3 separate regions of the Mus musculus genome follow, and all the other regions are linked to region 2. A link is a loop called in an ENCODE intact Hi-C map of the cell type or tissue named here. Cell type or tissue: heart. All regions are shown on one strand. Each heading gives the region's core, and the rest is flanking DNA. Links, peaks and the distances in the headings are about the cores only.

The links. Peaks named below come from ENCODE experiments on the same cell type or tissue, not always from the same donor. Only the 100,000 strongest peaks of a DNase experiment are listed, where the experiment ranks them.
Region 1: a loop joins it to region 2, with 4 times the contacts of the local background. A loop is called at or near these places in 21 of 42 quality-filtered maps.
Region 3: a loop joins it to region 2, with 1.8 times the contacts of the local background. A loop is called at or near these places in 6 of 42 quality-filtered maps.

What each region holds. Positions count from the first base shown.
Region 1 is chr10:115,311,621-115,319,595 of GRCm38, forward strand. Rab21 (RAB21, member RAS oncogene family) reads right to left here and starts at 3,971. Exons shown (of 7, transcript NM_024454.1): 1 at 3,574-3,971. The coding sequence starts at 3,726. In heart, for the core only: no CTCF peak of the experiment used is centred there; DNase peaks (open chromatin) are centred at 3,371 and 4,011; H3K4me3 peaks cover 3,310 bases; H3K27ac peaks cover 2,732 bases.
Region 2 is chr10:115,380,396-115,388,370 of GRCm38, forward strand. Thap2 (THAP domain containing, apoptosis associated protein 2) reads right to left here and starts at 4,040. Exons shown (of 3, transcript NM_025780.4): 1 at 3,810-4,040. The coding sequence starts at 3,880. It overlaps Zfc3h1 (zinc finger, C3H1-type containing), which reads left to right and starts at 4,564. Exons shown (of 35, transcript NM_001033261.2): 1 at 4,564-5,412. The coding sequence starts at 4,803. In heart, for the core only: a CTCF peak has its summit at 4,570; DNase peaks (open chromatin) are centred at 4,456 and 5,216; H3K4me3 peaks cover 4,818 bases; H3K27ac peaks cover 3,833 bases.
Region 3 is chr10:115,236,360-115,244,334 of GRCm38, forward strand. It overlaps Tbc1d15 (TBC1 domain family, member 15), which reads right to left. Exons shown (of 17, transcript NM_025706.3): 2 at 4,490-4,588; 3 at 2,913-2,987. Among named protein-coding and RNA genes, the nearest start is that of Tbc1d15, 11 kb to the right of the region's middle. In heart, for the core only: a CTCF peak has its summit at 4,894 (motif pointing right); no DNase peak of the experiment used is centred there.

The sequences.
Region 1 (7,975 bases), core at 1,807-6,806, 69 kb before region 2:
GCCAAGTTTCACTAAAGGATTTGTGTCTACTCTGTGTAGCAGCCCAAAAAGGAAAACTACATTAGCAACTGTTTTCCACTCAAGAGGAGGAGGCGATCATGGATGTTGATATAATTCCATTCTAAAACACTGCACTGCCAAAGAAAACCTGATCTCTGGCCACGCATCACCAGAGCATACTGGAGCTTGCTCCCCGCCGCCCCTTCCGCCCATCGCTTTTCAAAGTCTTTGTGAACTGAAGAGAACACTGAAGGACTTCTAAACCAATCAAGTACAGACATTAAAAAAGCAGCTAATCTAGACAGGAGGTTCCGTATCTTTCTTCTTTGCAGAACCCAGCACAGAGCACGCCTAATGGGCCCAATGTTTGGGGGGGGGGTGCCAAATCAAGACGTAAAGGGATAGTAACAATTCACTTTTGTTAGCTTCCTGGCTGCAGATGCGATGTGACCAGCTGCTTCCTCACGTTCCTGTCACCATGTCCCCTGCCATGACTGTACCACCAAAATATGAACTAAAACCTTTTCATCCTTAAAAAAAAAATAGTAAAATAAAATAAAATTGACAAGCTTTAAACACTGGTACAGATCAAAGCCAACTTTAACAGGTCAAGCATGTTGAGAAAAAAAATGCTTTATTACAAAGTCGAAGAATTGAGAACTTAAGGAGATACACGTTTCTTGAAGATCTAAGATAAATTAATGCTTCGTTGAAAACAAACCCTGTAGTGTCGAATGCCACAACTTCCCCCAGAAACTCACAGAATCTTTACAACTTCAGTGTCAAAAGAAGGGGAAGTGACTACCTGCACCTCTCTGCTCAGTCCAAGCCCATCTGGAGTCACCCTCATTTCTACAGCTCAAAGCATCCACTCTACCAAAGGAGGCCAGCAGCAGCAGGAGGGCGGGCACCTGTAATCCCAGCCACTCTGGAGACTGAGGCAGGAGGATCAAGAGTCTTAGGCAACAACTGGAAACAAAGAAAGGAAAAGAAGGAAGGATGGCTGTGCCCTGACACCGGAGGAGTGCAGACATGGTGAATGCCACTAGAGAGCCAATTAAAGAGGCAGAGCTGTTTACCTAAGAGACGACAAAGACTCAGGAGGTCATGAGAGCCATCTCAAGGAATGTCATAGGAGACCAAAGTTCCAGAGGGCAGAACTGAGACTAAAACAGATTCTGGCTCTACAAAGAGAAAAACTTGTTTGACACTAGACATAGGAGGCCATGGACCTCCTCCAGGCAAAGTCTCCTGTTTTCAGGGATATCAGCTCATTTCACCTCCAAGTGAACCCAGCGCCTTTGGCAGGGTAAGCAGGCTCGCTGCCACTCAGCTATAGTCCCAGTCTGTGACCTCCAAGATGTTTAAAAGGGGTCAGGTGGGGGATGTGCATCCACACATGACTGAGGACAGTGAGCCACTAACTAGCTAGGGTTCCTGTCCTGCATCGTTCTTTTAATGTTTCATGAACACTTTGAAGAGGTGTCTTGAAAACAAAGCACTCTAAAGAATACTTTAAACACAGAACTACGGTAAAGTGCTTGGAACACAAAGCACTTTAAAAGGATAAGTAGTTTGTGAAGGATTTTCTCTCCCACCTCTGATGCAGCATCTGCTTACAGATGATACAAACTTCTCTGGGGGGGGAGGGTGAGAACGAGGTGGGGAACTGCTACCCCCCCCCCCCCAAGGAAGGAATCCCAGTGCAGTTTCCTTGTGTTAGTTAAAACCTTGGCTTCTGTAATGGAATCCTTACACTGTCTACACTGAGTCACATAAAAATCTCAGCTGTGATGTTACCTGTCCTGAGATCCACCATAGCCCACCTTCCCAGTGTGGGTCAGACCGGCTTCTTGCCACAGACCTGGAAATCATTCATCACCTTTAGCACTGAGGCGTCTTAGAAAATATATAATGTGAGCACAATTGTTTTGTGTGTTCTTTTGAGACAGGGTCTCACTGGGTAGCACTAGCTGGTCTGGAACTTATTCTGCAGATCAAGTTGGCCTCCAACTCAAGAGATCTGCTTGCTCTGCCTCCCGAGTCCTGGGGTTCAGGACAGACAGGTGCCGCCACCGCTGGACTCCACAGTGCCATTTTTAGGCTGAAGAGCTAAATTAATTTTCCAGTTAAGCTTTCAACTGCAAGACCTTTTTCTTTCCTCTTCCAGTGTAGAACAAAGAGAAGTGTGAAATGGGTTGTTTATTAATCTCCAGAGGCGGTGAACCATACCGACTCAAATCTAGCCAGGCCTGAGCAAGCGCGGGCTCCGCCATACTGTTTATGTGGGCATTATCACCTGACATTTCTTTCGGTGTTAGGCTTTATAAGGGATTGAAAACAGGTGTAAAAATAGGGACGGGATCAGAACTGGAGCATCCTTGCACACTCTACACTCAGTTGTTAAATAATTGCACCCGACATCAAATGTCACACTCATTAGCTTATGCATTCCAGTAGCATCTGTGTTAATTAAGATCTATTGTCAAGTCTGAGGGGTAATAAGTGTTTATCCCCCACTTCAGGTGCTAAGTGCGTTTCCTTATTTACCTTGACAACTCTGTGCACTAGATATAATCATTATGAGTACAGTAGCAGTAGAAACCCAGGGATGCACGGTTAAGCAATTTACCTAAGATCACGGGGCTATGGAAATAAATGGGGGTAGGATATGGATCCAGACGCCCAAACTCAAGATCACTAGCTTTTTTAGCCTCTGGACAGTCTGATCAAGACATGTTAATAGATAAATTCCTTCGAACACATGCAAACTGATTTTTTTTTTTAAGGAGACCAGGGAGATCGCAGATCCTTCAATGGCCTGGTTTCACTTTCAATTACATTGTAACACTTCCACACTTCCAATGGAACTGTAGAAGAAAGCCAGCGTTTTATGGCCTGACAGTAAAGAAAACGTGTAGCAGCAGTGCCTAGATTTTTTTTTTTTAGTTTGAAGACCGATTGCTGGCCACTACGCAACACGATGTTTCAACGCGGATAAGATCAAACCCCAAAGAATAAGGAAGCCACACGTCCGGACACAAGAAGGCTGCAAAGAAACGGGGTAACCGACAAGCAGCAAACAGTCGTTTAAAACAAAAACAAAAAAACCCTCCAACGACGGGTGTTTTACCACTCCATTTACTTTGAAAGCAGGACAAAATGGAACTTGCATAAACACTTAGTCATCAGTACGCTCTGGAAGTTACAAACCACCTCGTTCGCAAATTCTAATCCGTATCCGAGTTCCTACTTGGCGAAGAAAGAAGAAGGGCTGATGGTCTCGGAGACCACAGAGTGAAAACACCTGGTGTCCCCAGCCGAAGCCCATCAGAGGGGAAAACCAGCACGCAGACCGGGGGACTCCCCGACCTGCGCAGCCTCCACCGGCAACTGGGGACTTTTCCGGGTCCTCTCCCTCCCCACTGTGGGTCTTGACATCTACCGTGTGCTGAGGCCCGCGGGTCCCCAAAGCGATTGCAAAAGGCAATGGGAAGGCAGGGAAGGGGGTTTGACAGGCCAGAGGCAGAGGAGCGGGCGCGGGTCCCCAGCCCGGCTCCCCGGGGTCTGCACCTGCAGGGTGGTGATGTGCTTGTCGTTGAACTTGTTCTCGCAGTAGCGCAGCACCAGCGACGTCTTCCCCACGCAGCCTTCCCCGAGCAGCACCACCTTGAAGGAGTAGGCTCGGCCCGCCGCCGCCGCCGCCCCGCCGCCGGCCGCAGCCATCCCGCCGCCGCTACCCCGCCGCCCGAGCCCAGCGCCGCGCCGAACCCCGCACCGCCGCCGCCGGGGCGCCCGCTCCTCCCGGGCCCGGCTCTTTCACGCCCCGCCGAGCCCGGTGCTCGCCGCGTCCTTCCGCGGGCGAGGCCTGCGAGGGCCGAGAGAAAGTCCCAGAATGAAGGGCCCCGGCCACCACGTCAGGGACCCGAGGCTAGGGGAGAGCTGCCTCTCCTCCCTCTAATGGCGTCTCCTTCCTCCTACGTCACACCCCTCGTCACGTGACCGCGGTGGGCGGAGTCGGCGGCGGGCGAGCCTGGGCCTGTTTCCGCGTCCGCACGAACCGGCTCAGCATCCCGGGAATCCTGCGGTGGGAAGGAGCTGATCTTTGCGATCTGACCCCACTCTGATGGAATAGAATACAGGACATGATCGCCCGGCCCGAGGAATGGTCCCAAAGCGGATAGCCATCACACCAGGGGTCATCACACGCAAAGTCCGGCCAAGGTGCCCTTGAGTCTCTTTCTCTGGGCGCACAAATCCGGGCTCATGAACTTTACAGTTCGTCCACACGGCCAGGTCCTCGAGTCATCGTCCAGGTCTCAGCTTAAACCGGAAAGGCTTCCCTGACCACCCAGACCTTCCCACATCCTTCCATCCCTCTTACTCACTTCCTCACCGAGATATTTCCTAACAATGGTGCGCCTTCTTTATCGCTGCTTGCCACACTCGGTGGAATTCCGATTCGGTTGTAGGTTTAAGAGCAAGGATTGCAGAAGACTTAACTTCTCTCCGTTTCCAGCCCTAAAAGCCCAGGCTAAGAATAAATGCGGTCCCATCATCAGTCATCACTCCTGGTTCCCCAGGATTTCTGTCTATGCTGAGTCCACTTTGATGGGTCTGGTTTATTGGACGATTGCTTATTTTTTCTTCCTGTGTTTCCATTTTATTTCATGAAATACACTTTCCAAGAAAGCAACCTGGTATTTCTGAAATTTTGTAGTTTGGTGTCACTTAAAATAAACTTTCATCTCATCAGACTAATTTTACACTTCAACTTAAAGGCAGCTCATTCGTTCATTCAACGAGGGCGTGAATGTAGCCAATGCTTGCCATTCTCTGTGTCGCATTAGATACAATGTCTCTGTCCTCAGAGAGCTTACATTTTTAACCAAGGAAACAACGCATGCGCAATTTACACACTGCATGCTTTTTAAGGAGAAGCAATTCAGAATGTTTTACAAAGATACATGGGAAGCTAGCTGAGTTAGCGTCCTAGAAGAGCTTCCTGGAGAAAGCTGCCTTTTGTTAGGAGTATCTTCGGCAAAAAGGAGAGCCGTGAAGTAGAAAGGAGCATCCGACATTGACGTGTGACAAGAAGTCAGACAAGAAATCAGAGACATTACCTTTAAGTTCAAGGCCAGCCTCTTTTGAATTGTGAGCTCTAAGCTAATTGGAGCTACATAGCAAGACACCATTTCAGTAATAATAATAATGATAATATTTACAATAATAATGCAAATAGGAAAAGAATTTGTGATGTAACTTGCAAGGTATCAATTCAAAAACAGTCTTTAACCTGGTACAGAATGTTATCGGGTCCTTTTACAAAATTATAATTAGAAAATTGGACAAGGCTAAAATTACGTATGTCTCTCTAGAATCAATCATTTATAAGATTATCTTGTCAATTATTTTTATAAATGAGATTATATTATCTACTCCTTATGCTGCGTAGTCTTACATCAATTTGACATACAAACTAGAGTTATCTGAAAGGAGGGAACGAACCTCAAATGAGAAAATGCCACCATAAGATCCGGCTGTAAGGCATCTTCTCAATTAGTGGTCAAGGGGGTGGGCCCAGCCCATTGTGGGTGGGGCCATCCCTGGGCTGGTGGTCCTGGGTTCTATAAGAAAGCAGGCTGAGCAAGCCATGGGGAGCGAGCAAGTAAGCAGCACCTGTCCATGGTCTCTGCATCAGCTCCTGCCCCCAGGTTCCTGCCCTGTTTAAGTTCCTGTCCTGACTTCCTTCAATGATGAACAGTGATGTGAGAATGTAAGTCAAATAAATCCTTTCTCCCCAACTTGCTTTCTGTTCATGGTGTTTCAGTGCTGCAATTAAAACCCGAATGAAGACACTCCTCTCTATACCTACCACGAGGACTTTACACAATCATTTCTAGAACTAGAAAGCACCTTCTTTTGGAAAGAGACTTATTCTACATCTTTCCTCATAGGGGCTGGCGAGATGGCTCAGTGGGTAAGAGCCCCGACTGCTGAGTTCAAATCTCAGCAACCACATGGTGGCTCACAACCACCCATAATGAGATCTGATGCCCTCTTCTGGTGTGTCTGAAGACAGCTACAGTGTCTTATTTATAATAATAAACAAGCAGGGCCAACCAGAGTGAGCAGAGATCCTAAATTCAATTTCCAACAACCATATGAAGGCTCACAACTACAGTGTACTCATATACATAAAATAAATACATCTTTTAAAAAAATATTCCTCATAATGGATTGAAATTTGCATTTCTCAGCCTATGTTTACTTGTTCTTGAGAGTAAGGTTATACAGTCTGTAGTTAATCCCTTCTCTCCTTAAGCAGTCTCCTCCCTCCTCCTTTAGATAGCCATTCAAATGACAAGAATCCCACAGGTTCTTTAGCAGTGTGGACTTCTTTAAACCTTATATGTAAGTCAGGTAGTGGAGGCACATTCCTGCAATCCCAGCATTCGGGAGGCAGAGGCAGGTGGATCTCTGAGTTCGAGGACAGCCTGATCTACAGAGTGAGTTCCAGGACAACCATGACCACACAGAGAAATCCTGTCTCAAAAACAAAACAACAAAAACAAAAACAACAACCTTATATGTAGCACTTTGCATTCACCTAATCAAAATTATTTAAACACTATTGTAAAATGAAATAACATTGACTGTCAAGATAGTTGCTCCCAGCTAGGCATGGTGGCGCACGCCTTTAATCCCAGCACTTGGGAGACAGAGGTAGGCGGATTTCTGAGTTCGAGGCCAGCCTGGTCTACAAAGTGAGTTCCAGGACAGCCAGGGCTACACAGAGAAACCCTGTCTCAGAAAAACCAATATGGGTTGGGAGATGGCTCAGTGGTTAAGAGCACTGACTGCTCTTCCAGAGGTCCTGAGTTCAATTCCCAGCAACCACGTGGTGGCTCACGACCAGCTGTAAAGGGATCTGATGCCCTCTTCTGGTGTGTCTGAGGACAGCATACATAAAATAAATAAATAAATCTAAAAAAAAAAAAAAAAGGAGTGAAACTGAAACTCTAGCTCCCCCATAAATAGGAAATGCTGTGAAAATTCGAGGGTTTCTCCCTGAGCAGATAACTGGGAATAGATTCCTAGCTGGAGAGAGTAGACCAGGGCAATAATGCAGAAATGCATGCAGCTCCATTGCACCCAACAATGCTCTTCCCACACAGAGAAGAAATAAGGAGACAGAGAGAAGGAAAGAAGGAGGGAGAGAGGAGAGGAAGAAGAGAAGTCTAGACAAGCATAGTAGGTCAAATGGAGAAATTGTCACAGAAGAATAATATACATTGTGGTGGATTGTATATGCTTGGCCCAGGGAGTGTCAAATGTACAAAAAAACCATTGACAGCCCTCCTTCCTGAAAACAAAACAAAGCAAAACAAAACAAAACAATAGCTATCTGACTCCTCAGCTCTAGCATTCCCTCAAATTTCAACAGTCAGGATTCTTGGATGGTCATGCTCGAGACAAAGTTTGGTTTTAGTACACAAGGCTAGTATATAGATAAGAAAAGAATGAGACAATTTTAAAAGGCTGGGCTCACGTATGTTAAAAGTAGTCTGTAATCCCAACCTTACTAGTGTCAGTTTTTCTCCAGTGACAGAAACTATGTGGACAGACAATACAACCAAGGCAACTCTTATAAGGCTAATATTTAATTGGGGCTGGCTTACAGGTTCAGAGGTTCAGTCCATTGTCATCAAGGTGGGAGCATGGCAGCATCCAGGCAGACATGATACAGGAGGAGCTGAGAGTTCTAATCTTCATCTGAAGGCTGCTAGCAGAATGCTGACTTCCACACAGCTAGGATGAGGGTCTTAAAGCCCACACCCACAGTGACACACCTGACATACTCTGACAAGGCCATACCTGGAGTTGACTGAGAGGCCTTGCCTCAATGAGTGAGGTAGAGGAGCAAGTCAGGATGATTCCAGGATCCATGTACAACACACAGGAGCATGAAAAA
Region 2 (7,975 bases), core at 1,985-6,984:
GCTGCTGAGCCATCTGTGTAGCCCCAATCTCTACTTTTCGAAGTTATTTATGTCTGTTGCATTGTGTAGAACCACTATAGATTAGTGTGATATTGGGCATCTTTATTTATCTTCACAATCAGTCATGTCACGTTGGTGGCTTGAAACTGAGCTCAGTGAGAGTGTACACACTGCAGAAAGTGGGCAGATACTACACACTGGGCCTTTTCCCTTTTTTGAAATGACAATTGTTGATGTGGTGCTATAGACCATTGATTGTAGAAGGGTGGTTGGAAGTACATGAAATGAAGCCAGTAAGCCACTCAAGCTGCTGCTACAATCCTCAGTCAAGAGGGAAGGGTGCTACATCAAGGTGGACGGCTTCTGACTGGTTGGGTGGATAGCATTCTCATGTATGGAAAAGGATAATACGGGAATCAGTGTATTTGTCAGATGGCAATTCCCTACCGATATTGAATGGATGGGACAGGCAGGGGACCAGGGTAACAGTGCACATCTGGCCCACAAACAGTCTTTCAATCATTAGAGAATAGGACTTCTATTGTTTGGGGGGTATTTTAATATGTAGACCACAAGTGAGACCACAGAGACACAGGTGGATTATTTTGGGTAAGAGTTTGTGAAGGGTTAATAGGAGAGATTAAAACAAAGCAAAGAAGAAACATCATAAGACTAGTGACAAATTTCAAAGTGGAGATCATTTTACTGAGTAAAAAACGAGCACACGTCATGAACATGAGGCCCAGGGCGTGTCAACAGAGGCAAATTAAGCCTGTGAAGGAGATGTAGACAAGTATAAAACAACTGAAAATAAATTTAGGCAGCATAATTTTAAAAATTATTTTTATTTTGTATGTGTACATGCCTAAATGTATCTATGTGTACGATGTGCATGAAAGAGCCGAAAGAAGTTGGAAGACGTGTTGAATCCTCTGGGTCTGATTTGTGAACTGCCATGTGTGGGCTGGGAATCAAACCCAAGTCCTCTTCAAAAACAATAAACATTCTTTTTTTTTTAAATGGCATATGTTCATGTACACACACACACACACACATACACACACACACATACGCACACACACACACTGTTCTGGTTGTCATTTTTTTTCAATGTATTTTATGTATGTAAGTACACTTTGCTCTCTTCAGACACACCAGAAGAGGGGATCGGATCCCATTACAGCCACTATGTGGTTGCTGGGAATTGAAATCAGGACCTCTAGAAGAGCAGTCAGTGCTCCTAACCTCTGAGCCATTCTCTCCATCCCCCCGCAACAATAAACATTCTTAACTGATGAGTCATCTTTTCCAGCCCCTACCCAACAAAATTTGTGTAGGCAGATAAAGAAGTCTATGACTGCCAGGCAGGGGCAGAGAGATCTTTGTGAGTACATGTGAGTTATTTACATGTGAGAGATATGTAGGCCAATCTGGTCTATTTATTGAGTATGAGCCAGCCATACAAAGTGAGACCCTGAAACACACACAGATACACAGAAGATAGAGTGTGTGTCTATATCCTACAAGAGAAGTTAAATATCACTTGTATTTATAAAAACAAGAATATATTATTATTTTAACATTGTCTTAACTCCCCCTTCCTTTTTGTATGTTGTGTTTGGAGACAGGGTCTTCTTTTGTAGCCAAGACTCAAAATCATTCTGTAATTGTGACTGGTCTTAAACTCATAGTAAGCCTTCTACCTACTCTTCCCATGTAAGGGGAATATAGGAATGTGCCTGCCTAGCAATTACAAAGACTTAAGTTTCTAAAATTACCATTAAAATGTTAATTTCACATTAGATGAACAATATTGTACACTGTGTATCTTTTTTGTTCTTTTGTGTTTTTGAGGCAGGGTATCTCTCTCTCTGTTTAATAGCTCTGGCTGTCCTGAAACTTGTTTTGTAGACAAGGCTGGCCTCAAACTCACAGAACTCACTTGCCTCTGCCTGAAGGTATGCATCACCCAACCTGCTTTCCTCTTTTTGAGCCAAGGATTTACTCTGTAGTCCAGACAGGCCTTGACTTTAGGATGCATCCCTGTGGCTCAGACTCCTGAGTTCTAAGATCACAGCTGTGAGCCATCGCACCAAGCTCTCTGTTGTACAACTCTTATACCTTGGACTTAGGGGCTAGACTCCTCCCTTTCATGGTCCACATCTGATTAAGTCCAGTAAATTCTCCTTAAATATTTCCCCAAATCTGTCCACTTCTCTTCAGCTTTACTGCCAACAGCATCTTATTCTGGACCCCTGAATGGATTCCTCATATTTATTTACACATTCTTTTGAGATAGGCTCTATGTAGCTCAGGCTGGCCTCTTCTTCCTCTGGTCTGGGGTCACAGACATGTACAAACACACCAGGCTTGGTTGGGCTCCCTTTGTTACAGCTCACTCAGCTCCCCTCTTCCAGTGCTCCTGTACCCCTGTACCCACAATGACGGATGCATCAGTGTTTATTTCAGTTGACATGTAACGTAATTTCCCCATGAAGGAAACAGCAGATAGATTTAACATTCTATAAGGCTTCCTTCTCATCAAATTCCTCTCTGGCGATGTGCAACTGGCACTTTAAGTATCACTCTTAACTCTCTGCAGCAGCCAGAAGGCTTTTTATTATGTAAATCTAACCGTGCCCGTCTTTTCATAGTCATGGGGCTTCTTCAAGTACTCTTGGAACAAAGTAGAAAACGCTTTAATATAGAAGACCAAATCTCTGTCATCCTTTGGTGTCATCTGACATGTCACCTCTTTTGTGAAGTGTCCTTTGACTTTCTGAGGCTAAATTAGGTCTCTCTGAAAGTCTTTTCTGTGGCACTCAACAGAAATTATGCCGCACTCCTCTATTCAATTCTAAAGTCCCCGAGGGTAAGAACTATCTACATCATTAGCATAATGTCCGGCAATTAGGGACCCAGTGTACATTAGCTGTAAGAACGAATAAAGCACTACATTTGCATGAAATACTTTAAAAACAAACATCAGAGGGATTTTGAAAGTGGCAGCTTTTAGTTAGGGGATGCACGTAGTAACAGTGAGGTAGGAAAAAGAGCAAAGATATTTCTAAGATCACAAGGTATAATGGTACAGCATATAAAATCAGAACTGTTTTCAGTTTAGTTTTCAGTATTTCTTTTCTTCAGGCAGTTGGCAGTTCTAGAAGGAAAGGTGACCATTTACTGAGTGCCGCCTATTATATTCAAGTCGGTGTTCACATGCTTTGGAGTTTGACTTAACAGAATTAAAGACATGACTGTACGTTCAACCTGTGTGTGAGTGCGTGATTCTGTTCAAGAGAGAGTTTCTATTTGCTCTTTGATAAACATTGCTTAATTAGATTGACTCAGTTACCATGTGTGACTATTAGAAATGTTTCCCACGTCAATTCCAGTAGTGAAAATTGCCTAATCTTAACTCGAACTCAGCAGGCTTCTAAAGTGATTTGTTGGTTTGAACCCTTATGGCGTCATTCTTCTTAAGGCATGGTCTAAGATATAAAAAATAAAAGAGTAGAAAATAAAGGTATACTCATCACTTTTTAATGCAAGGCATAGTAACTCGGGTTTCTTTTTCTTTTCTTCCTTTCTTTCTTTTTTTTTTTTCAAATTTGGTAAACTTTCCTCGGAAAAGGAGCAAATGTTTCCAGATGTGCGGACCCACACACAAAGGACAAGAGCGAGGCTCCCCTTGCTCTTCGCAGCTGGGCAAGTGACCAAAGTCAGAGGACCTTGTTCTTCTGACACGACCGAGACTCAAGACTGCCTAGGCTCCCGTTTCCGTCACCCCGCTCCCCTCCCAGGTTTACCTGTGGAAGCTGATGTTAATGTGCTTGTTGTAGGTAGCAGCACAGCCCGCCGCGGCGCAATTGGTCGGCATTTCCCCGGGCCCCTCATTCGGCGCCACCTTACGCCACTTCGGAGGCGCTGCCCGCTAAGCAAGCTTCTGTCAAACGCTAGACAAACGAGGCAGGCGACCCCGCGCCGCCAGCTCGGTGCAGAGCGCGGGGAGGGCAGAGGGGCGTGCACAGTACCGGGGTGGGAGGGAGGGCCCACTCTCCTGTCTCTTTATTAATATGGCGGGCTTAGGCCTGCAGAGCCAACGTGCCGGAGCTCCGGGCGCAGACAGTCGCCTTCACCAACATGGCGGCCACACCCGCTCCCCGCCCTCCCCTACCTCCCGGGGTCCCAAAGAGACTAGGTCCAGCGTCTCAGACGGGGGCCCCCTAGCAATGAATGAGAAGATGGCAGATGTCTTCCCCACCGACTAATGACTCTGAAACTCAGGTCTGCGGCTGAAAGAGCATGTCCGCAACCCAGACACTAACCCCTTCCTTCCCCGCCTGCCACCTCGGACGGGATGCTAGGGGACAGTTAAGACTGCAGGGACACAAGGGCGAAGCCTGGAGCAAGAGGAGACTACAAATCCCAGCCAGCACCGCGGCGGACATGGGGGTGGGCGCTTCCTGTCTCGCAAGACTCGGAGGGTCGCCTTCCGGCGTGCCGCAGGAAATGACGCTCGGGACCCGGCCTCCTTCTACAGAGGCTTTCTCGCGAGGCGGAAGAGCAGCAAGGGGGCGCTAGGAGAGGGAACTGGCGAGCGACGGTCCGACGAGCGAGAGAGAGCGATCTGGGGTGCGGGGAAGTTGGGGAGCAGAACCTGCCGGGCGTCCGAGCACGGGAAAGGCCGCGCCCGCCGGGTCCGTTAGGACAGAGGGCGGAGGAGGAAGGGGAAGGCAGGCGGCGGTCGGGCGGTCCCCGGCCGGAGGGCTTCAGGTCGTGTGGCCAGCGCTGCACTCCGGATGGCGGCCGCCGCCGATCCTTCGACCCCGGCCTCTAGCGGCCTCTCGCCGAAGGAAGAAGGGGAGCTCGAAGACGGGGAGATCAGCGACGACGACAACAGCCGGAGCCGGAGCAGCAGCAGCAGCAGCAGCGGCGGCGGGCTGTTACCGTACCCGCGGCGGCGGCCTCCTCCCCCGGCCCGGGGCGGTGGATCCGGGGGAGGCGGCGGCGGCTCCTCGTCCTCCTCGTCGTCCTCCCAGCAGCAGCTGAGGAATTTCTCACGCTCACGGCACCCGGCCGAGCGGGGCCAGCTCAGGGGACCCAGCAGCTACCGACCCAAAGAACCGTTCCGGACTCACCCGCCCCCAGGGCGGATGCCGTCGGGGTCCCTGTCGGAAAGCAGCCCCCGGCCGTCCTTCTGGGAGCGGAGCCACATCGCCCTGGACCGTTTCCGCTTTCGAGGCAGCAGGCCTTACCGGGGTGGGAGTCGCTGGAGTCGGGGGCGAGGAGTGGGGGAGCGAGGAGGCAAGCCGGGGTGCAGACCTCCTGGAGGAGGAGGATCAGGAGGAGCGGGATCCGGATTCGGCAGCAGCCAGAGCTGGCGAGAACCCTCTCCACCCCGCAAGAGCTGTATCCTTAACGTGGCGGTCCGCCCTGGGTGTGTCGCCGGAGCTCCCTTTGGCGTCATGGCTAGGTCCCGGAGTTTTTTAACTTTTCAGAACCACTCATTTCTCTCCCCCGTTCGTCGGCGGTTGTCACGGGCCGCACTCCACCGCTATTTTCGTAGGCTGTTTGACTGAATGGGTGCCTTTTGCTTTTGGATAGGACTGTGTCATGGATTCGGGTCAGCTAGGGAAATGAAATACAGTCTGGGTTTTTAAACAGGACACCAACAGCCCAAGTTTTGTTTGTCTATTTGTTTGTTTGTTTCTTTTTTGCAAGCCCTGGGATTTCGTATTTAACAGGAAATCGACTTAGATTATTAAGGAAAAGAAGTACTCAAACATCTGGAGGAATACTGTTACTTTTATTACGTCCTGACTTTAGAGTTCGTAAAGTTTTCCTCTGTAATTCTTACTGTTCTTGTGATTTTTTTTTTCTTAAATTTGTAGTTATTCATCCCCGTTGCTGCCCTTTGTTTTCTGTGTTTGTGTGTGTGTGTGCACGCGCGTGTGCAGATCCTTTATTTTTACCAGTTTTACAATTCAGCTCTTTTAAATTCATAAGTAGTTTGGAAAGCTATATGCATTAAGTTCACTCTCCTATGTTGGCTTTTTGGCTTTATAACTTTTTGTGTTGCTGACATGTAGGTCAGAGAAAGATAAACTTCCCAGCACTTTAAGCTTAGTGTGTTAGAAAAGGAGAGATGGATAGGGAGGGTATGGGCTAGTGGAGAAGAAATGTCCTAATTTCTGCACCCTCTCACCTTATTCTCAGTTATCTTTAACATTACTAAGTTTACTCGGGATTTATGCTAAGAAATTGTCAAAAGCTTTCCTGTTTTTATGAGTTTATATGTCCTGACTTCTACTTTTTAAAATAATTTACTAAGCACTCTCATTACTGGCTATAATTCCCATGATGTGATGACTGTTTAATATATTTTCTATAAAATGTACGTCTGACACTTGATTGGAAGATACTCAAAATACTTTTTATGGAGAACTTTAGGCCAGCTGTGCTTCTGCCAGCTGCGTGATATTGAGCAAGGAATGCATAAAGAACAGATTTTGGTTCCTGTGTCCCGAAAAAGCTTTTACTTTTATTACCTGTCATTGTTTTAGAAGCATCTCAAGATCGTTTTGGAGAAAAATCACAGGTAGGTAACCTTTTAAAAGATGATGAATGTTCTTAATGAAGATTAGAAAACCTTTACCCATGATTCTATGCAAACATGAGCCATTCATGGATTTGCTTTCTGAATTAAAAATCAAAGGATGTTTAAATACATATAAGCATGTAAAGTTAGCTAGATGAAAATTTGTAATTTGTACTGGACAAACAATGAAAATAGAGTTTTGTAAAAAAAAAAAAAACAAAACAACAAAACAAAACAAAACAAAACAAAAAACCAAACCATCATCCCGAGGACCCTTTGGCAATTCAACTGTGGCAATTCAAAGGTTGTCTCAATCTCCTCTGCTTTAGAAAGTTGTGGTTATAATTCCTGTTACCTCCTGCTTTCACCTTTCTTCTGTTCATGTACTTCTATTTGGGGATTATGCCATATACGAACTTTTATGTACTTACTGCAAAAGGAGTGTACGTAAATATACAGTGTGCAAATGTGATTTTGATTGCCCTGACAGCTTCTCACACATCAGCTGGCTTGCTGATTGTTTAAGAACAAGATGCTTGGTTTGATTTTCTGTATTATTGTTCTCAGGAAATACCAGTAAACCACCCTAGGTGTAGTGATCGGCTCTGTATAATGTGAGCAAATAAAACTTGGATACAAATTTTTATCCACTTTTTTTTTTTTTTTTTCTTCCTGAGACAGGGTTTCTCTGTGTAGCCCTGGCTGTCCTGGAACTCACTCTGTAGACCAGGCTGGCCTCGAACTCAGAAATCCACCTGCCTCTGCCTCCCGAGTGCTGGGATTAAAGGCGTGCGCCACCACTGCCTGGCCACATTTTTTTTTTAATATCTGTATCATACTTAGCTTAATTCATATGTCTACTGTGGTTATATAAATGACTACTTTACAGATATTGCTTAGAAAAGAATGAGTGTAATTCTGACTCACTTAACTGATTTAGAAATGAAACATCTTGAGTATAATTTTTGTCTATTGTTAACTTAAATAGGATACGTTATTTGCAGCTTCAAAGAAAACAGAATAGACAAGAATCTGTGTCAGTTCTTTTTATTGTTGTTTGGATCATGGGTTCACATAGTAGCTACTTTGGAATTCACTGTGTAGCCTGGCTGGCTCAAAGCTATGGCAGTGAACTTGCATCAGCCTCTCATGGATAACTGCCATTTTAAACTTGGAAATCAGATGAGCATTAACACAGTTAGCGCAGCGTCTTAGATGAGGAAGGTCATCCCATTTCTCTTTAGGCTGCAGCTAAGGATGAAAAGTGGCTCTTCCTTTAAACCATCAGGTTTAAAAGTCATTTAAAAATCACTCTTTCTGTCTCTCTGTCCCTCGTCCTCTCTCTGTGTGTCTCTGTCTCTCTGTCCTCCACCC
Region 3 (7,975 bases), core at 1,807-6,806, 140 kb before region 2:
AACACCTACATACATTAAAAAATATATTAAAAAAAAACTAAGAAATTTTCCTAAAGAATACAATAAACAAAAAGCAACAAAGAAGAAATAGGAAAGAAAGTTCTTAAAGGTTACAGGACTTACCAATGGCCTAAAAAGTTTCAGAATATAAGAAAACAGAAAACTGGGGGAGGGAAATTACCAAAAATTTCAAGAATGCTTACCACAACTAAAAGAACAATTTACATATTTTAAAAGCACACCAAACATCTAGAAAAATGTTCACCAAGGCCTATTACCCAGAGTACCTTGAAGACTAGAAATAAAGATAATCATAAAAACTATATTAAAAAATACATTCTGAATCAAAACTGCACTAGATTCAACATCAAAAAAGAAGATAAAACAAACCTAGAGATCAGAAACAATAAAGAAAGTTAAACCTAGAGATCTAGAAAATTAAACTCAAAAAGAATCTGAAGTGAACTTTGTTTTCCAATTAAAACTGTTAGGCAGAAAGGTGATTAGCTCACACTAAGCAGAAGTGTGAGGAAGGAAACCTCGGAGCTGCGGGCATGACTCAGCAGTGGGGGCTGCAGGCGTGGCTCAGCAGTTGAGTGCTCCCTGGTCTCAAGAGGACCTGACATGGGTTCAGAGCACAGGCCAGGAGGCCCACAACCTTCTGGAACTCCTGCTCCAAAGGAGTCAACAACTCACGTACAGATATCCAGACACAGATTCAGATATACATAACCAAGAATAATAAACTATCCTTAAAGGAAATCACTTTGCTCCCACACACTTCTTTTCTCAGGAAACACTGGAGCATCTCAAAAGCAAAGAAATAAACCACAAGTAGGTATGGTATATAGGACAGTGAGCGAAAGAAGGAACAGAATCCTCGGGGTAAATGTGGCATGGCACTGAGAGCAATGGTTCAGATTGTGTGCTTGGACGGACAGATGGATGGTAGATGAATGGATGACGGACAAATAATCTAGGCTAAGGCTGGGCACAGTGGTGGTCTTTAATCCCAGCACTCAGAAGGATCTCAGTGAGTTCAAGGCCAGCCTAGTTTATATGGTAAGTTCTACATCAGCAAGAGTTTTAAAAGAGACAAATAGCAAAGCGCTTAAGAGCAGCTATCTATCCAATGAAAATACACATGTAATCTTATGAAAAGAGGCCCTATGTTACTCATTAGAAAGACAAAAGAATCAAAACCACAATAGCACACTAATTACTAATACCTATAGGCAGGGTAGCAGGTATTGCTACCTGCTATTGTATATCTGTAATCTGCAGGTTATGTATATGTGCTCGCTAAAATAAAAATGTGACTAGACTTAGATACCAGTTCTTTACAGATAAAGTGAAAATGTGCCCTAATCCAAATCTTGCACATTTTCTCTCATTTATGAAACCTAAATTTGTGTATGTTACAGGACTTTCTTTGGGATCGCCAACTCCGGAATTACAACCTGGAGACATATTTACCATAAATGTCTATGCTTTATAGCTAGGCTTGTTCCCAAATAGCTCCTAATTTATTAACCCATTTATTCTAATTCTGCCGTGTGTTTTGTTAAGTTACCTCTCCTTAGCCCCAGCCTGCTGCTTCTCTGTCTCTCTAGCAAATTCTCCGCCTCCTCCTTCACAGAGTTCTCTCTGTGCTTTTAAGTCCAACCTTCTGCTTCCTGCCTTTGCTATAGGCCATCAGCTTTGTAATACAGCACATCAGATGGTGAAAGAGGGAATGTTTACAAAACACTGAGACAGGCGACACTTAGCAATACCAAAGTCCAGCCTGCAATCAGATCTCTGCCCATTCAAAATCAGCATTTGTATAAGGCAGAGCCAATCTCTGTGCAGTGCATAGAAACATTACACCAACATTTATTGGCGTGTGCATGTGCATGCATGTGTGTGTGTGCATGAATCTTAGGTGGTAGAAAGGAGGGGAAAACTAAGTGACCCCCACAGAAAACGGATCTACTGTAGGGAGGAAGAGTGCCAGCACGAAGGGGGCAGGGAGATGGGGCTTGTAGAAAGTTATGTCAAGGCATGCTTTGCTGCAGTAGACAAATAGGTCAAGTTCACAAAGACTTGAGAAGGAACATTTCACTAAAGCAGACACAGGTAAAGGATGTTTTGCTAAAGCAATCACATGATACTAAGAAAGACCCAACAGATGGAGGATGACACTGGATGGTATTTGTATGCCTTGCCATTCATTTATGTTCATCCTTTGTCATGGCTTCATAGAAAAAAAAAACACACCAAAAAACTTCCTGTGGTGGTCTGATGGCTTCTTGCCGTTTTTGCAGACTCAGGCTGACGGACAGAGTGGTATCAGCTGGTGCAGACTCAAATGGTGTTTTGCTGAGGCAAGACCTGTTATGGACAGGTGATGTTTGGAGAGAGTATAAATAAGACCCAACGGACAGTGATGGGGGCTTGTGTAGCTAGCCTTGCAACTTGTTGGTCTCTCATCTTCACTGAGTTGAGAAAGGCACAGCAGAGAACTCCAGGCATCCCTGCTGGTCCTTCCTGGTTGACCTGCTGACTTGCAGATTGAGGTCTGGCTGGTTCTGCTGGGGCAGGCCTCTGCTGCTGCTCTGCGTTTGCTGTCCTGACACTACTGAACTGATGGCATATAGCCCGACAGTGCAGGCTACGTTAGCTCCAAAGAACTTTCCGGCATCCTAATAACTGCTCTTTCCCACTCCCTCTGGTGGGTGGTGGGCTAGAAGGCAGGGTAAAGTGTTTAAGAACCCTTATTAAAATAAAAGTAGGTTTTAAAAAACTTAAGCCTACACAGGTGAAGGTACTAGAGCAAGGTGGTACATAAGACACATGCATGCCTACATACTTACATATACACACATAAAAAGAAAACATATATCATTCTCTAGGCGATAGTTTATAAATACCTTTCCAGCACACAGAATACTGGAAGAATCTAATGCATCATCCAATGGTCTCCAGTCCACTATTACTTCAGCATCCTACAGAAGGAAATCAGGAAATTTATTTAGAATTCATCAAGAAAACTTGACCATCCTGATGAGAGAAACCATGAATTATATTTATAATCCATCAATATACTATATATGTGTGTGTGTATAATATATATATAAATACACACACACACACACACACATATGTATTTGGGGGTGGGGTGGGTTTTTTTGGTTGGTTGGTTTTTTTTTTTTTGTTTTTTGTTTTTCAAGACAGGGTTTCTCTGTATAGCCCTGGCTGTCCAGGAACGCACTCTGTAGACCAGGCTGGCCTCGAACTCAGAAATCTGCCTGCCTCTGCCTCCCAAGTGCTGGGATTAAAGGTGTGCTCTAACCACCGCCCAGCTAATATAGTATATTCTTAATCCATTTTTTACTTCTAAATGCAAAATAAAAATTTAGGTCCTTAAACATTAGTATTTTACACATGCTAACATTATCATTATTTAACAATTATGGAAATTTAATTCTAATTATTTCTCATTATGAAAACTTTGTGTTACTATAATGTTTACGTAACTCTTTTCTCTCTCTCGTGAGACAGGATATCTCAGGTGCCCAGGCTGTTCTGCAACTTGCTACACAGACCAAGCTGACCTCAAAACCACTAGAATCCACCTGCCTCCACCCCCCAAGTGCTAGGACTAAAGGTGTGTACCAACATGCCCAGCTTTACATACACATTTAAAATAATTCATGATTTTCATCACCTAAGGTATTTTGTATCTAGCATATCTCAATGTTAAATTTACAACAGTTGTTCAACTATACACTATCTTATGAAGAGGGAAATTTCTGGTTTCTTTGAAAACTCAGTTGTGTCACGCGCTGTTTTTCTGGAGCGTCTTGTGAGAGGATGTTTGGCTGGAGCAGACACAGGAGTGGATGTTTAGCTGGAGCAGACACGTGAGAGAGCATACAATGTTTAGCTGAAGCAGACACAGGAGTGGATGTTTAGCTGAAGCAGACACAGGAGTGGATGTTTGGCTGAAGCAGACACAGGAGTGGATGTTTGGCTGAAGCAGACATGTGAGAGAGCATACAATGTTTTGCTGGAGCAGACACGAGAGGGTTCTCTTGGTACTCCAACCAATTCTTCTCTCTCTAGACAACCTGGTGACGCCTGTGGTTTCTACTGGGTCCAGCCGATCAAGCCGCTGCTACTGATTCGTGTTGAGTGTTTGCTGTTGGACTGGACTGCTGATATCCTGACAATGAAGACTGGAATTGCCCCAAAAACTTCTAAACAGGTCCATAAGCCCCTTTTCCTATAAGCCTTCTTTCTTTTTCCCCTACCTCTCAATGGGCTAGAAGAGAGGCTGAAACACTCTAGAACCTAAATAAAGTAGGTTTAGAGAAAAATCTAAGCCAGTAATCTTACATATAAAATTCAGATTCTTCTCCAAAGCCCTGAAGAGAATCACCATCATCATTATTATTATTATTATTATTATTATATTATTAAATAAATCAGTTTACCAGAAACTCACCTTTTCTAAAACACGCAATATTCCTGAAATCAAGCTGTCTTGGTCATTTGCCTTTCCGCAAGATGAGTGAATATATACTCCTTCTTGTTCATATATAATCTGAAACAGCAAAAAAACAAGATCATCATGTGACTTCCCTCTCACATGTGTGTATGTATCATGCACATGTGTCGCCCTTCTCAGAGCTGAAATGGCAGGTCCGTCTCCGTCTCGATGGGAGCTGGAGATCTGAACCCACACGTGCATGGCAAGTACTTTACTAAAGCAGCCCCGGCTCGAGTCACACTTTTTATTTCAACATTTCTTAAAAGTAACTGAGATGTGTTCTTTCGTTTTGACTTTTTAAATGTTTTATTCATATGCATGTTTTGCTTCCATGTAATGTCTAATCACCATTTGCAGGCCTGGTTCCTCTGGAGGCCAGAAGATGGCATCACATCCTCTGGAACTGGAGCATCAGACAACTTCGAGCCATGTGGAAACTGGGGACTGAACTTGAGTCCTTCAGGAGAGCAGCCAGGGCTCGAACTGTTGAGTCCTCTCCCCAATCCTCAAGGTATTTTCCTATAATACTGCTCAAGTGTCTGATTACCCCACATACAAACGTATCACAGGCTGACTGGACAAGAAGTATTTCAGATTCACGAATATGTACTTACAATGGATTGTTTTAGGAACAGGGCCAAATCCAAACACAAAATTCTTTGTTTCATACATGCCTTATGTATACAGTCTGAAGGCTTAGAGTGCCGTGACTGCAGGGTGTCAGGCGAAGTTAAGATGTGGGATTTTCTATTTCTAGTGTCGACTCAGAACTGAAAACATTTTAGATTTGAGAACGTTACAGATTCTGGATTTTCAGATTAGAAATATTCAACCTGTATTAAAGCATACCACACAGACTTCAGGAAGCTTCAAACATAAAAAAAAATTAGAAGGAAATTTGCTTCACTACACACGAATATTTCTTTTTCAGATTGGTAATAATCACATTTTCTTTTTTTGCTGGAATACTGTATAAAGCTTTATTTTTTTAACAACTCTTTTATTAGATATTTTCTTCATTTACATTTCAAATGCTATCCCGAAAAGTCCCCTATACACTCCCCACCCCCTGGCCCTGCTCCCCAACCCACGAACTCCCACTTCCTGGCCCTGGCATTCCCCACATTCTTATTCATCTCTATAATGACGTTTAACTAAATGCTATGTGCCTACTGTATAAATTCATCTATTCCAGTCTGGAGCTGGGATAACCACCAGTGATATAATGCTTGCTAGCAAGCACAAAGCTCCGAGTTTATTTCCAGCCACATACAACACCAATAACAATATTTTAACATTTTAAGGAAAACACTGAGTTCAAACTAAAAATGTACATGAAAATATCCAAAAGATCAGCCAATAAGATATAAGGGACAGGTAGGTGCTTTCTCTGTACGCCTATAGTGGCCTGGTCTCACAAAAGATCATGCTGCTGTGGTTTTATAACACAGGCATAAACTTACAGAGAATAAGACAGGAGGTTTCCCCTGCCCCTATCTCCCACGGAACACACAGTCCCCCACCCACTGCTTGGTCCCATCCCCATCTCCAACAGCACTCTCTGACCAGGGAAGCAGTCTATCTGCAGCTCCTCACCTCACCCTTCATTCCTCTACAGTCAGTCTTCTAGCTTCATCCCTAACTGCGGCAGACCTGATGTGTGTTGTCCTCATTCTCTGCCCCCATTCCCAGGGGACTACGCAGATGCTGGTGGAACACCCTGCTTTCCTCCCTCCTGTGAACCCCATCAGCAGCTGCCACAACTATTTCATTCCTACGTGTCAGCTCCCAGCACCCAGAAACACATTTTACCTGGAACCCCCAGTGCCCACATCCATCAGGACCCCAGAATAATCGCCTACCAGGCAACATACAACCACCACATTAAAGAAACAGGAAAACAAAACAAAAACCAAGAAACAAGACATGCCACCCCCAAAGACAAGACCAGACATTAGCACCTAAAATTATAATCTTCCCAATCCCAGATGCCAGGATAAAAACACAATCAGTAACAGCCAGGACAGTAGGCCTCCACTACAGCCCAGCAACCCTACCTACCACAGCGGGCCCCTAGTATTCCAACATAGCTGAACCACAAGACAAATACCTTAAAGCAGCTTTTATGAGGAATAATTCCTTTAACGAAATCTACGAAAACACAAACAGTAGACGAAATGAATCAAACCGTTCAAGATCTGAATATGGAAACAGACTCAATAAAGAAACCCCAACTGAAGGAAATGTGGAAATAAACACTTTCAGACCTCACAGCAACCACAGACACAAGCCTTCAACAGGAGAGACCAAGGCCAGAAGCTCAGGCACTGAAAACACAAGACGAGAAATGGACACCGCAGTCAAAGCAAATGTCAAATCTAGAAAGCTCCAGGCACAAAAATCCAAGAAACCTGGAACACTATGAAAAGAGCAGATGTAAAAGTAATAAGGAGGAGGCCAGGTAGTAGGGATGGGGCACACGCCTTTAATTCTAGCACCTGGGAGGCAGAGGCAGTCAGACTTCTGAGTCTGAGGCCAGACTGATCTACAGAGTGTTCTTTCTGATCTACAGAAAGAACAGACAGCCAGGGCTGCAGAGATAACCTGTCTAGAGGGGGGGGGGGGGGGGAGGAAAGGAAAGGAAAGGAAAGGAAAGGAAAGGAAAGGAAAGGAAAGGAAAGGAAAGGAAAGGAAGTCAAAAGCACAGAAATCATTTTCAAGAAAATCTCCCCAAACTAAAGGTCATGCCTACCAAGGTACAAGCAGCACACAGAGCACCAGATGCAGGAAGCCAAGTCCCTCTCCGCACACACTAATCAAAAGCTGTAAGGGGAAAAGACTAAGTAACATATAAATGCAGACCCATTAGAAGTATATACCTCATTTCTCAATGGAGACATTAAATCCCAGAAGAGCTGGACAGATTTGAGACCACACATGCCAGCCCAGTCTACTATACCCAGGAAAACTTTTAATCACGGTAATGGATAAAACTGCCTCTGCCTCCAGTGCTGAAGTCACAGGTAAACACCACCATGCCCTGCTCATCTTCTGTACCTTTTTGAGAGAAAATTACATGCCACAAAACTCAAAATTCTACACTATATTCTACTATATGTAGAAGACAGTCATGTTTATCTAATTGTAAAGGTGTAACTTTAACTTCTAGAAATTGGTTGAGTCTGCCTGAAAAGACAAATAGAAAGTGACTGATTCGCATTAACTACTACATTTTATGAAATCCCCAACTCTGTATACATTCTATATCCTCTGAATTCAACCAGATTAAAAAGTATTTAGTACAAAAAAGCATCTGTATTACATGCATGCACATTTTTCTTATTATCCCCTAAACAATACAGCATTATCTTCAATTTACATAGCTTTTCTATTATGCAGGTATTACAAAAAGAGCATGAGAAGGTGCACAGATTACATGCA